Regions from separate parts of the Homo sapiens genome. Here all the other regions are linked to region 2. A link is a loop called in an ENCODE intact Hi-C map of the cell type or tissue named here. Cell type or tissue: endothelial cell of umbilical vein. All regions are shown on one strand.

What was found. A loop is a pair of places that touch in the nucleus more often than their neighbours do. Peaks named below come from ENCODE experiments on the same cell type or tissue, not always from the same donor. Only the 100,000 strongest peaks of a DNase experiment are listed, where the experiment ranks them.
Region 1: it touches region 2 in a loop (5-fold over the local background); 2 of 110 quality-filtered maps call a loop at or near these places.
Region 3: a loop joins it to region 2, with 4 times the contacts of the local background. A loop is called at or near these places in 2 of 110 quality-filtered maps.

Annotation. Positions count from the first base shown.
Region 1 is chr6:108,586,886-108,591,885 of GRCh38, forward strand. All of the region lies in intron 1 of FOXO3 (forkhead box O3), which reads left to right. Among named protein-coding and RNA genes, the nearest start is that of FOXO3, 28 kb to the left of the region's middle. RefSeq lists a silencer at 292-493. In endothelial cell of umbilical vein, no CTCF peak of the experiment used is centred here; DNase peaks (open chromatin) are centred at 996, 1,836, 2,696 and 4,946; H3K27ac peaks cover 3,549 bases.
Region 2 is chr6:108,734,427-108,739,426 of GRCh38, forward strand. It overlaps LOC107986629 (a long non-coding RNA gene), which reads left to right and starts at 3,836. Exons shown (of 2, transcript XR_001744280.2): 1 at 3,836-4,997. RefSeq lists an enhancer at 1,926-2,595. In endothelial cell of umbilical vein, no CTCF peak of the experiment used is centred here; DNase peaks (open chromatin) are centred at 2,625 and 3,705; H3K27ac peaks cover 1,658 bases.
Region 3 is chr6:108,832,861-108,837,860 of GRCh38, forward strand. No RefSeq gene overlaps it. Among named protein-coding and RNA genes, the nearest start is that of ARMC2, 13 kb to the right of the region's middle. In endothelial cell of umbilical vein, a CTCF peak has its summit at 2,577 (motif pointing left); a DNase peak (open chromatin) is centred at 2,561; H3K27me3 peaks cover 393 bases.

The DNA of each region.
Region 1 (5,000 bases), 150 kb before region 2:
ATTACATTAACATTTATTGAGCACCATTCTCACTATAAACCTGAACGTAAATATTATTATTATTATTATTATTATTATTATTATTATTATTATTATTATTATTTTAGTAGAGATGAGGCCTTGCTGTGTTGCCTAGACTGGTCTTGAACTCCTGGGCTCAAGCAATCCTCTCACCTTGGCCTCTCAAAGTGCCTCTCAAAGGTGTGAGCCACCATGCCCAGCCTATTCGTTTTTAATTTCTGAAGAAACTGAGGCTAACAGCTGGGTCTGGCCCATGACTGGTTCAGTTGGTATTTGGTGGACCAAGTTGACCAAGCTCACCCAGCTTCTGAGTGACAGAGTGAATATAAACCCAGCCTGCTCACTCCATTTCCTAGTTTTCTCACCTCTACCAGGGTCTCTGTTGCTCACAAGAGCTCAGGGCTGGGAGAAGCCTCTGTGTGACAGATGAAGGGGTCCTGCTGCTCTCTAGGGAAGAATCGGTCCCAAATTGCTCAAGGGAGTAAGGTGGTTTCGTTGAGGAGCATCAGCTAGGGGGATTGATGGGAATAGGTGTCAGGCAGCCAGTGGAAATTTTGTGTGCCCACCTGTGGCACATGTATTATGCAAATTCATGCAAAAATATATATATGTGTATGTGTGCACACACAAATACACACACACACGCCCCACACACTTGTTCTACGGCTTGCTTTTGAAGTGAGAGCCCCGGCTCAGTGTTGGCCTTGTTTTTTCTCCCCTTCGTTTTAGACCAGTCTGTGTTCCTGCAAACAGACAAGGCATTGTTTAAAGTACAATGTACTCTCCTGCTTTTGCATTGTCATCAGAAACCCTTGGCAAAATGTTTAATTTTTCTCACAGAGGTTATCTGTACTTACTTGACTTCCCTGATGGTACATTTGGTTCTGGAACCTGGAACTTTTCTTTTGCCCACCTGTATTGTGTTAAGTCAGCCATAGGACACACATAAATATTTTTATAGAAAACTTAAGGATTCTTTCGCTTTGAGATGACTCAGACCCATGTTTCCAAACTGGGACATGCACTAGAGAAGGGCTCCCCCATCCTCCCTCCTCCTCTAGCTTCTTGTCTGTGTAGCGTCCTTCCTAATACCCACTGTTTGCAGTCAGGCAAAAGGAACGTGCTTCCTAAGTGTAAGCTTCCATCTAAAAATGAACATAATTTCAAAGGCAACTTTAAGTTAACAGCTCTAAGTTCTGTGATAATCTGCTAACAGTTGCATTGCTTATGATCTCATTTACGAATGTGTTTTATCATCTTTAAGTTGATAAGTTCAAGAAAGGTACATAAAGTGTGTGTTGTTTTTTAATTATTTTGAACTATTCAGTATATTGAAAAATTCAATTTTTGTTTTTCTCTGCATTTGGGCTTGTTCCTTTTGCTAGTTTTCTGATTGATTTGCATAGACCATTGACTGGATGTTGTATTTTTTTTTTCTCAAAGCTAAACTGTATGAAAAATCAAGACTTAAAAAAGGTAAATGGAGGCAGTTGCACAATTACATTTGTTTAATGAGCTTTTACATTTTAAAACTTTTAATTAATGTTATACTATTTCAGAAATTCAACTGTAGTTATAAAATTATAAAGAATGCATTTGTTATTTAAAGTGAGATATGCGTGCAGACACACAGACCATGGTCTTCCCTTCTTCCTCTGGTCTACTGCTTCTGCCTTATATCCCCTAGATTCCTTCTCACTCCCCAAAAGGCAGAGGTTAAGAAGAAAGTTAAAATATCAAGACACACTAAACTGTTTTTGTGGTGAGTCAAGCTGCAGTGCCTCGCTGACTGGGAAACAATGGGCTGGGCCTCCTAGAATATAGTAGGCTGGAGAAACAGAAAATACAGCTTGACTGGGCCTTGCCCTCTCACTCCAAGCCTCAACAGGATGCTAGAGCTTTAGCATGCTTTCTGCTGTGCTGGGATTATTTTCTGCAACTAGACAAAAAACCCACAAAACTCCACATGGTTTGTTCTCAAGCAACTGGAATATGGAAAGGCTTGAAGGAATACTTACACTTTTTGATGGAAGGTAATGACCTTAGTTCTTCAGTATTTATTAGGTAAGCATGGGTTCTGCAGTATAGCATTTAAAAATTCATGTTCCTCAGGGTTTCCTAAGACAAAATAGAGTGTGTTTGGTCCAGTGTGATGGAGAAGTTTGATGCAAATCCGTCTTAAGGAGGAGAATGGAGGCTGTCATGGAGTCCTGTGGACTGTTTCGCAAGTAGTTGTTTTCCATGTTCCAGTTTTACTTAACTTCAGAAAATTATTGTTTTTGAAAATAAAGAAAAAATCTAAGTGGTAGAGAGAAATATAGGCTGTATTTAAACTGGCCTTTATAATTTTTCCTGGGCACACGCAGCCCACATTTTGGAGCTCTGTGACATAAGCACCCCCTGCCCCGGAGCTGGGAGTCTTGACCGGGCCAGGCCTTGGCTGCCCTGGGCTACACAGACACAAGCACAACCCGAATCTTTGTTTACTTCCTCTCCAAGTGCTGGGGACATTCAGTACTAAGAAGGACTGTGTGCTTGCACAAACACTCCTGCCAGCATTCTCTCAGCCCTGCCATTCCTGACTGTCTTGGAAAGTTCTTCGTTTAAGGCAGGCTTTTGTTCTTAGAGTGCATGCATTATTCCCCAGTCAGGCAGCCTTTTCCGGGTTTCCAGTGCAGACTTGCAGGTCCACTCCCCTGCAGCCTAGCCCAGGGGTGGAACCTTAGCTTTAGTTGCCATTAAGAGCAGGAGGAGGAGTTAGGCAGGGGTGACTGGCTGTTCATGTGAGTTCCTGTGACTGATGTCTCTGAAGAAACCAATGCCTTCTTCAGATCCTTATGGGAAATTTAGGGGACTTTTGGATTACACAGTGTTGCCTTTTGCTGATTCTAAGATAGAGCCTTCCAATTGTAAGTATGTTAAAAACACACAACTATTTCCTACTGAATGTTAGTCAAGCTAAAGAGTGAATCTGCAATTTCATGAATAATCAAAACAAAAGCATGCTGCCAGGATGAACTGTTGCAAGAGCAGGTGCTATTTTTTTCCAGAAACTTTTTTATCCTCGATCACGTTATGGGTATTAAGAGAGTTATTCTTAAAGGATATCATGTTCAGTGCAATGTCTTAATAGAAAAACCTTAAACATAAGTATGCAGGCAAACACAGGTACATAGCTGTATAAAGTTAAATATGAAGACTGGAATTCATTAATAGGATTTAATTTAAATCTTTTTTTTTTTTTGAGATGGCTTTACTCTGTCATGCAGGCTGGAGTGCAGTGGCATGCTCACTGCAGACTGGAACTCCTGGGCTCAAAGGATCCTGCCACCTCAGCCTCCTGAGTAGTTGGAACTACAAGCGTGAGCCACCACACCCAGCACCCACCTTTTTTTGAGAAATAATACAGATTGAGCATCCCTAATTTGAAAATTTGAAATCCAAAATGCTCCAAAATCTGAAACTTTTTGAGCGTTGACATGACACTACAAGTGGGAAATTTCACATCCAATCTCATGTAAGGGGTTGCAGTCAAAACTTTGTTCTGTGCACGAAATTATTTAAAATACTAAATGAAATTATCTTCAGGCTATGTGTATGAGGTGTGTATGAAACATAAGTGAATTTCCTGTTTAAACCTGGGTCGTATCCCTAAGATATTTTATTATGTATATGCAAATATTCCAAAATCTGAAGAAATCTGAAATCTGAAACACTTCCAGGTAATTTGGATGAGGGATACTCAACCTGTACTCAAATTAGAGGAAAGAAAAGAAGTAATGGATAGACAAAAGAAAAGTACTTATTTAGAGTTTACAATGGCCAAGAATTAGGAATGAAGAATTGAGACTGATGTTCTTGTCAGAATTTTGGATGCCTTGCTTGCAAATATGGTTTTAAAAATATGCAACTTTTCTCATTTTAGTATTGGGATTGTGGCGCTTTTTTGAGCCTCATATGACAGCTTTCAGATTGGAGATAACGTTAGAGCTCATCCTAGCTCAGCTGCCTCCCCTGACAGCAGACGAAACTGAGGCCCAGCACTTGGTGGTGGGCTCAGAGTGCCAAACTAGTTAATGAGGCAGAGTAGACAGGCAACAGCCTTCTCATGTAGGTAGGCCTCATCCTTTAGAAGATGTTGCTGCCTGCCCTTGTGACTTGTAAAGATCTGTTTGAAGCATGAGTAAGGAGATGGGGGCTCAGGAGTGTTACAGCATTTCACATCTCAGGTGTAGCTGGGACTTATCGGGTGACCTTTTAGAAACTGTTTATTTTCATTTTTGTACCCCACATTGGGATAAGTATGGTCCACTGACATTGAGAATAACCAGGCCTGTTGTAGACAGCCAGCCATCCTGAAACTACTAGGTTTATACTTCTTACCTGTTAGAACAGAGTTTCCCAAGTTGTATTCCCTTGGAAACACTAGCAGTCGTGCATCATTTGGGCAGTTAGGTTACACAAAATTTAAATGGTCTATTTATTTTCTTTTCCAGACAGAACTCAGGGCAGTCCCACCTCAAGGGAAATCTCATTACATCCTTCTGATGGTGGGGTAGCTGGGAGTCAGCATGAAATCCAAAATTCTAAATCATCGGGAAAAAGCAGAAGGGTTGGAACCCAAATTAAACTGAAGTCCTAAATAAAGTTCACTTTTCGGTCAGGCATTCAGGAAGCAGCACGTGAAAATTTGCTTGGATACAGTTTCCTCATAGTTCTTCAGCAGCTTGAAATAACATCTTGAGCTGGCTGTAAACAAAACATCTCAAGTTATCGTTTTTCTTTCCATTTGATTGAGCCAGTTATTGTATAGGGAGGTGACACAAAACAAAACTTCGTGTTTCTGAAGCCGAGATTTTGGGATTGTACTTTATGCAAAGTTACTTATAAGTTCTGATTACTTTGAGAGAAAAATATTACAGTATCCTTAGGAAGTTTTATGTATTTGTTTTAAAGCTAAGCACCACCCTCTTTTTAGT
Region 2 (5,000 bases):
TCAAAAAAATTATATGAGCCTCTACTAGATCACCCAGGTGGCTATGGAGACCTGAATGCTGCCTGCTCTTCAGGGCACATGGCTGCATTTGTGTATGCAAAGGCATTACCCCAGTGAAGTGAGAGCACGTGGCAGGGAAGCCTGCCAGACTCAAAGGCCTCATTCACGTGTATGCAGACGTGTCGCACACAGACCCGTTTTACTTTACTTTCATCTAACAGTTTGCAGCGAGAATTGGCCAACAGGACCCAAATTCTGTCTTCAAGTGGAAAAGGCAGAGGTCTCCAAAGGCTGGAGCCAGAGCTGGCTCTCAAGGATTGCTCCTAGCAGAGCTTTGGTTAAGTATGAGTACGACATCCCTGAAGGAAAAATAGCCCTGCAGTTACTAACTTCCACAATGTACCTGGGTGCAAAGGCATCCTCTGCTAATGGCATTATTAAAGTCCAGTGCAGAAACAGATGCAGACTCATGCTAACTTGACCACTTAATTCAGTGTTGGCAATTTAGTTTCAGCAAAACCAGACACTTACCTGAGAGCCATAGGATTAAGGAGTTTTTATTAAATGTCATATCTAGCTTATATTTAATTTGGACATATTCAAGAAACAAACATGGCGAAAATAATTTAAATCCATACTAAGAGGTTTGAGGGGTTTTGTTGTTTGTTTTTTTAAACAGACAGCCATACTTCTTAAGTTTCAGAAATGCTGCTGTATCTATGTTGCCCTGGCTTGAGATCCTAATAAATCCCAAGGTATCACCTTGGGATACCCCGGGATGCAGAAGGCAAATCCCACCGTACGTGATGCCTCTCCTTCCCCAACCCCCAAGTGCTGCCGTGACTTCTCTTACAAAAGTGAAATTGAGTTATAAGAATATGATGAAAAGTTTTGATAAATGGAACTAAAGAACATAATAGTAAATTAAAGTAAAACGGTATAAAAAAAAAAAGGAAGAGAGAGAGATGTCCCCACAAAGCATTCTGTGGCCTGAATGGTAGTGTGGCAGGGTAAGGGTCATGGGGACCTGGTCACACCATTGCCCCAGGGCAACCAGTATCAGGAGTTTTACAGCCAGGTAGTCAGGAGGAACTTAGTCATCCTGGTGCAGTGGAAAGGGCATTGGATTTAAAGGCAGTCTGTATGGGTGATGTTGTACAAGCTTGTAGTCCCAGCTACTCTGGAGGCTGAAACAGGAGGATCACTTGAGCCCAGGAGTGGGAGGATGGAGGATGCAGTGAGCTATGATCACTCCACTGCATTCCAGCTTGGGTAACAGAGCAAGACTCTGTCTCTTAAAGAAAAAAAGAAAAAAAATTACAAAATAAAAATAAAGGCAGACTGTAGGCTCTGCTCTAGCATTTCCAAGTCATGTGACTTTAGACAGCTTATTTAGCTTCTGAGCCTCATTTTTACTGTCTGTAAAATGGGAACTGTGCTCAGAGTGCTTCCCGCTTTTAAAGGAGATCAAGCAGGAGCCTGTCTACACTGGGAAGCTCCAGACACATTTGCCCTTATTGTTTCATCTGTCCTTTTTCCAAGTGCTGTCTGTCTCCCCCACCAATTCTGTAACTCTGCTCTTCTATCTCACTGCTCCTCCTACCCCATCCTCAAGGCATTACCAGCCTCTCAGTCCCCATTGGCAGGAGGGTTCGGCTCCACGGAGGCCAATTTCCAGGGCATGCCAAGGGAGGGTCGATTCTAATCTTGCTAAACCTGGGCGGGCCCTGGAAGTCTTCTGGTCCCACCCCTCTTGGAGAGATAAGGAAGTGAAACCAGACACGGTGGATGTGACCTTCTTAATGCATCACCTGGACAAAGATCGAGGAATGTACTCTCGGATTCTTTTTCAATAAGTTCTCTCTTTTCCCCATTCTTCCTCTTATATACAAGGATGGAAAAGGGGCCAGATTTTCTGGAGGCTTGAGGCCCATTTGGCAGAGAGAGTGACACACAGAGAAAAGCCAGAGAACCCCGTCTGGGTGGGAGAAGCAGGTCAGGAGTCAAATGCCTGGGAACAGAGGGCATGGTGGCAGGGGACAAAAAAAGAGAGCTACTGGAGAGTTCCAGTCCCTGGGAGGATTCAGAAGGAAAGCTGAGATATTCCTGTTAGGAATATTCTCGGCCCGGTGCCGTGGCTCACGCCTGTAATCCCAGCACTTTGGGAGGCCGAGGCGGGTGGATCACGAGGTCAGGAGATCGAGACCATCCTGGCTAATATGGTGAAACCCCTTCTTTACTAAAAATACAAAAAAAAAAAAAATTAGTCGGGCGTGGTGGTGGGCGCCTGTAGTCCCAGCTACTCGGGGAGGCTGAGGCAGGAGAATGGCATGAATCCAGGAGGTGGAGCTTGCAGTGAGCCGAGATCGCGCCACTGCACTCCAGCCTGGGTGACAAAGCGAGACTCTGTCTCAAAAAAAAAAAAAAAATTCTCAGAATACTCTCCTTGGGAGTAGAGAAGTTCTATTTTTTTTTCCTTCTCTTTTTACCCATTATGATGGTAATTCCAAAAGATCACTTGCAGGGAGAGGGGTGGGGGCCGGGAGTGCTGAGAGAAGTGGAGTGAGTCATTGCAGAAAACTTGAGCGGGGCAGAGAAGGGGTTCAGGATCTGAAACAGGAAAGGCTGGGCCCTCTGTTACTCATAGGATGTGTCAATCATTCCAGCTTGGCAAATGGCAGGGAACCCAGAGGGACTTTTTCCACTGGAATCAGGACCCTGAGCCTGAGGACGTATTGAATTTAAATAAAAATTATTTGACTGGAAATTAAAAGAAAGGTAAGTTAGAAAGAAATACGTTAACCTCAGGAATATGTAGACTCCAGAGAGGTTAGGGCCAGGCAAGGGTCTAAGAGAGGAGTGTTTCTTTTTCATCTGTGAGCCATTCTATCAGAAATCCTTATCTGTGCATGCTGCTGCATGATATTTTTGTTTTTTATTTATTAATTTTTTTTAAGCTCAGTGGCAAGACATGCATGGCATTTTCTATGGCAAAGGTTTCACTATTCAGGCATGTAGATGTGTATCCGTAACACAAAAGCAGTCCAAATAATTCTTTTCAGATCATAGTATACAGTTTACTGGCCTAGAATTAGTTTATAATCAGTTGTGGTCGGGCCAAGAAAATTATTGATATTGGGCCGGGCGCGGTGGCTCACACCTGTAATCCCAGCACTTTGGGAGGCCGAGGCAGGTGGATCACCTGAGGTCGGGAATTCGAGACCAGCCTGACCAACATGGAGAAACCCCGACTCTACTAAAAATACAAAAATTAGCTGCTGTTGTGGCACTTGCCTGTAATTCCAGCTACTCTGGAGGCTGAGGCAGGAGAATTGCTTGAACCCGGGAGGCAGAGGTTGCGGTGAGCTGAGATCGCGCCATTGCACTCCAGCCTGGGCAACAAGAGCAAAAAACTCTGTCTCAAAAAAAAAAAAAAAAAAGAAGAAGAAAAACAAAAGAAAATTATTGATATTTAGAAGTCGGAACTATCCTCAATTATTGGATTTAAGTAAATCAAAAACATGCCTCGTTTTTGGATGTAGGTTTACTGGAGATGACTTAACTTCATTCCAGCCGATTTGTGATGAGTGAGGCATGGAGTCTGGCTCATAGCAGACAATTCAGTACTGATTCTGAAACGTATCTCCAATTCCGGAAGTACCGTGTCTTCTAGGTGGTCAATCCACTGAAACTGAGTCACCCTCATGGGACAGATGCTTGATAACACAGCCACGCCCCCACACTCAAACTCCAGAGGCAGCTAGAGAAACTTATGCATGATTCATATTGCTTCATCTGTGACTCCTTCTTAAATTGTGACTTCATTTTCTCCAAATGGCTCTGCAGTGTTTCAAATCTGGGACTCTGTGGCACCCAGGGCAGTTCAGGAATGGGACAGAAAGGCTGTCTCAGGTTCATTTTCAAACCTCATGCCCATGTGAATCTGGACACCCACACTTCTGTGTTCACGTTAGAAAGGCTCTCCTCTCCCCAGCAGCCTCAATTCGATACATTCAGACAATTTGTATCACAGCAAGAAGGTACAACTGAAGCCTCTAAGTTGTCTGGGGTAAATACCCGAGGTTCCCAGTCTGGCACCAAGAAAATTTAGGACACAGACACACGGACACACATGAGGAGTTTAGGAAAGGAGGTTTAATAGGCAAAAGAAAGAGAAAGAGAAAGGAAAACAGCTCTCTCTAGTTAGAAAGAGAGGGCTTCCGAGAGGAAAAAGAACCAGAGAAGAGCCAGTTGGCCATGGATGTGCCGGATTTCATAGTCAGGCTTGAGGAGGTGGTATCTAATTTATATAGGGCTCACAGATTGGTTCGATCAGGTACGATGTTTACATAGCGCGCAGGGAAGGATGGCCGCCCCACCCTAATCTTATAAGGCAAATCAACTTTCCCCTTAGCTGGTGCCATCTTCTCTGCTCCTTACTGTACAGGTGGCTGGCAAAGAAGGGACGATGGAGCCGCCATTTTGAACATGGCTGGCACAACTGCCTGCATGTATGTCTGCAGCTCGATTTTATAGGCTGCTCTTTGCTGGAAAGGAAAATGATTTGGGGCTGCTTTTCATTAAAAGGAAAACCTTACCAAGGACTTCCATACCCTCACTATCTGCCTAAGTAATTGCATCTTCACTCCTGTATCACAGCTTTGTGAGCCACGTCAGAATAAATTCTGACAAGACCTGGGTCTGAGGACGCTGCTTAGTGTATCTCTCCAGGTTTTGACAGCCCAGCCCTTTGCCTGCATGAAAATAAACGGGATGTGCGCACTCTGCTTTAACTTCTTCCAAGTGCCCCATAAACTGGCCACAGCACAGGGCGTGAGCGTGAAGGAAACTCACCACCTCAGTCACTTCCTCCACCACTTCATATCTGCTAGGAGCCTGACTCGCCAAGTCCACCAAGTCTTCTGAAGAGGATTCCATAGAAAGTGGGCACATCTACCTTCCCTGTTAACTTGAATAAACTGTTCCATCTGCATCAGGTA
Region 3 (5,000 bases), 98 kb after region 2:
AGGTGGAGGAGCATTGCAGAAAGACAGTCAAGTTTTCGGAGACAGCTGAGTGGTAGCATCCTGTGCATAGCATCTGCGCTGTAGGCGGCAGCGGATGCAGGCCTCCGCTGGAGCAGCTTGGTAGGATAATTTGGGTATTGTTCCAGGTTATGTAGCCTTCAAGCCTTTATTTTCCAGCCCTCCTGGAAATTCTATGAGCTCCCTATGTTTCTCAAAAAATTCCTTTCTGGCCTAAACTAACTTGAGTGGGTTTTGTCGTTCATTACCAGGAATTCTGCAAGGAAGAAGTAGGCAAAACTGTGTCCACTACAGTAGGGGATCAGTAGATACTGGGCACTGCAGAACACCAGGGTGCCGTACGCTCTGTGGAGCACCGCAGTGTAGCATTCACAGACGATAAAGTATGAAGATGCCGCAGAAGTTATACCCCGACGCCAAAGTCGGCTTCCTTTCTGCCACTGTCTTCCTTGTGATGCCCACTCACCAAGCTTTCCCTGGAAGTCTGCCCAGGCTCTCCCTTGAGACTTGCCACTGAATGGCTTGACCCCTGAGGGTTCCTCCCTACCCCGGCCTAATGGGTAGGTATATAACTTAATACAGTGTGGAAGTAATCATAGACCAGTCCAACCAAGCCAAGCAAAGCATAAATGTAAACGTTTTTAAAAACAAAATGCTACAGAGTGATATAATGGGCTACGGGGTGGGTGGGGGGTGCTGAGGGATCGCGCCTGTAATCCCAGCACTTTCGGAGGCCGAGGCGGGTGGATCACGAGGTCAGGAGATCGAGACCATCCTGGCTAACACGGTGAAACCGTCTCTACTAAAAATACAAAAAATTAGCCGGGCGTGGTGGTGGGCGCCTGTAGTCCCAGCTACTCGGGAGGCTGAGGCAGGAGAATGGCGTGAACCCGGGAGGCGGAACTTGCAGTGAGCCGAGATCGCGCCACTGCACTCCAGCCTGGGCGACTGAGCGAGACTCTGTCTCAAAAAATAAAATAATTAAAAAAAATGATATATTGGGTAGAACGTACACTACTCAGGTGACGTGATGGGTGCGCCAAAATCTCAGACTTCACCACTATACAATTCATCCATGTAACCAAAAACCACTTGTACTCTAAAAACTACTGAAATAAAAAAAAATTTTAAAACATGAAATGCTATGTATGCTTAACTTTGTATCCTCTTACATATAACCAAAAGGTAATGTACCTACCCTGCAATTAATTTAACATTTTTATCAAACAAAAAATATTATGGCAACTATGAATGATACTTTAAATAACAGAAGGAAAAACTGCACTTAAAATTCTGCTTCTCCCCCTGCCTCAACAGAACTATTTGTGCCTCTGAACATTGTGTCATTTGTATATCTCAATGCCTCTACTTTACCCTTATATGCATTAAATGGTTACAGTATATTTTACCTAACCACTACCACCCTCACTAGATGGTTAAGAGGCTTCTGGCTTGCAAATGCTCTTATATTAATTTTGTATTAAACAGGTGTAAAAGATTATTCTTCTTTTGGATAATGCAAATCACTAAATCATATAAATATTTCTAATGGCTTTGCATTGCTATTGGCAATGTAGGTGTGGACGAGTTCCACTACACCATCACCAGCAATGGGTATTTTCTAATATTTAATAGAAGCAAAATGGAAACTTACGCTGTTTTATTCTGTAGATTTTAATGTTATTGATGGTTTCTTGTGATTGTAAAGATGCCCTCATTCAGCATTGTCATAGAATCTTCAAAGACACTGAGTGAGCACCAGGCTCATGGGTTGTAACTGTGATAAAGATGTGAACATTATCAAGAACGTTTCAGAAAGTGCCATGTGGTTTCTTCAGGAGCTGGTTTTAGGCAGAATTAATCCTTTTAGAGGGTTATTATATTGGATTGTCCTAGTTATGTCAAAAGATGGCCTGGGGGAGGGGATTTCTTCATTTGTCTGAGCATTGCTGAACATTTACTTTCAAATTTTCTGCTTAGTGCATAATGAAGAATGTTCACCAAATTTGTGGCAGTAAATGTAAACTGTATTCTTGACATTTGAAAAATCTGACATAGATTAATATTACAGAACTATAGCAGTTCTCTGTGACATCCCTTCCCAAAAATAGAATTGCTATTTTTTAGATAAATTATTCCTCCTTTTCCCTATTATTTTATCTGCCACAAATATAAGCAGTGACTTTAAAACAAATAGCGATTGAAAGAAATTTACATTTTGGCAAACATAACTTAATTTTGAATGCTAGGATAGGCTTTCTCACAGAAAGCCAGGGTCCTGAAAAACAGAATGTTCTTTTCTGAACTGCATTTTGAAAAGGGAAATTAATCGTAATTTTTGCTTTTCCAGGCCGTGCCATCCCCGGGGAGGACAAGAAAAAAGTAACAAAAATAATTTTTGGCTTCAAGCACCCAACAATGGAAATGCTGAAACCCATGTCCTTTAAGTCCTTTTCTTCTCCTAGCAGAGGGCCCTCTGCCTACATGGGGCACCGTGGTGGCCATTTAATGTACTCCTGCTTGGTACCCACCTCTGCTCTGCCCCCTGGTGGCCACAGACACCATTGCTGCTGCCTCAGCACAGTTTGACCTTGTTGCTGCCAAGAGCCACCTCTCCTCTCATCACTGTCCCCACTCTCCTGCCATGCCTCAGGTGGCTGCTGGCAGAAGAGCAGTGGGCTTTGTTTCTTCAGAACATCACAGCAACCACTGTCTTATCAGCTCACACCCTCAGGATCTTACTGCCCCTTTTCCCAAAAATCTCCACTCCGGCAACCCTGGCCCTGCATCATTGAAGGACATTTAAGTGATATAACATATTGTTGCCTCAAAAAAGTTTTTTCCCTCTTCAACAGCTGGGACAACTGGATAACCACATGCAAGAGAATGATGTTTGGCCACTAACCACACCATACATACAAATTAACTCAAAATGAATCAAAGACTTAAATGTAAGAGCTAAAACTTAGAACAAACAGGAGAAAATCTTCACAACCATGGATTTGGCAATGGATTCTTAGATAAGATGCCAAAAGCACAAGCAACACATGGAAAAAAAGAGATACATTAGACTTCATCAAAATTAAAAACTCTTTTGTGCATCTAAGGACACTATCAAGAAAATAAAAAGAAAAACTACAGAATGGGAGAAAACATTTACAAACCATATACGAAAGGATCTAATATCCAGAATATTTAAGAAGTCTATGACTCCCCAACAAAAAGACAACCCAATTTAAAAATGGCCAAAGGACTCGAATTGATATTTTTCCAAGAAGATACGCAAATGACCAACACACACTTGAAAAGATGCCCAGAGCTGGACATGGTGGTATGTTCCTGTGGTCCCAGTTACTCAGGAGCTGAGGCAGGAGGATCACTTGAGCCTAGGAGTTCAAGCCTGGAGTAAACTATGATCTCACCACTACATTCCAGCCTGAGCAACACACGGAGACCTGGTCTCAAAAAAAAAAAAAAAAAAAAAAAGATACTCAATATTAATAGTCACTAGTGAAATGCAAACTGAAACCACCTTGAAATACTTAACACTCACTAGAAGGACTAGGACTATAATTAAAAACACAGACAATAGCAAGTATTAGCTAGAATGGGTAGAAATTGGAATCTTCATACACTGCTGATGGGAATGTAAAATGGTGCAGCAACTGTGGAAGACAGTTTGATGGTTCCTCAGAATTTTAAACAGAATTACTATATGACCCAGTAACTCTTGGATGGAATAAAAACTTTGTCTACACAAAAACCTGTACACAAATAGCAGCACTATTCATAATAGCTAAAAGGTGAAACAATCTGAATGCTCCATCAGCTGATGAATGGATAAACAAAATGTGGTATATCTGTGGAAAAGAGCATTACTCAGCCCTAAAAAGACAAAGGGAGTACTGATACATGCTGTAACATGGATAAGCCTTGAAAACATTATACCTAATAAAAGAAGCCAGACCCGAAAGGCCATGTATTATATGATTCCATTTATACAGAATGTTCAGAATAGGTAAATCCAGGCAGACAGAAAGCAGGTTAATGCTTGCCAGGGGCTGAGGGGAAGGAGAAATTGGAAATGGCTGCTTAATGAGTCCTTTAGGGGTGATGAAAGTGTTTCGGAACTAAATAGGGATAGTGGTTTTACAGCATTGTGAATGTACAAAATGCCACAGAACTGTGTACTTTAAAATGGTTAATTTTATGTTATGTTAATTCCATCTTAATAAAGAGATGAAAAGTTTACAATTTGTTAAAAGGTCTCCTCCAACACTGATGCGTATTCCCCAGAACAGAAACCTTCTGTGTCAGGTCTCCCGAGGCCGGAACATCAGTCCTGGGGCCGTCTATCATTTTCTTTCAGAAATCTCACTGGGGCCTCACGTAAATGGAACTGGGAAGGGGCAGGAAAAAAATGTCCCTTGGGCCACCGAGGTCTTACTATATAATGAAATAAATGATTCCCAAATATGCCAAAACTGGAGAGCTTATGTAACCAAGAAAACCCGTAAGGATGAATGAGCAGAACAGCAAGTCAGTGGTTTGGGGTTGGTTACATTTGTGGTTAAGGAAGGGCAGGGAGAGGGGAGGAGAGGACTGGGGGAGGGGAGAAAGAAAGAAGAAACAGAGAAACAGAAAAAGGAGACAGGAAGGCAGACAGGAAGGCAGGAAGGAACAAGGAAAAGAGAGAGAAAAGGAGGAGCCAAAAGAAGAGAACTCAAGATCCCTTTTCTAACTTTGAGACCCTGACAACTTTGCCTGTGGCATCTGTCCTGCTGTGAAGGATGACTCCAAATTCAGTTTCATTTCCCCACAATGCAAGTGCATCTAAGTCCCAATTCTGTGGTTAAAGCTTGAAAAAAACGCAGAAACCCACATGTTGCATTTTATTACAGCATTAATGCCAGTAGAAGATAATGAGTAATGCTAGCACCTTTTCTCTCTACAACCTGGGCTAGGAGTGTGACCAGCCCCAG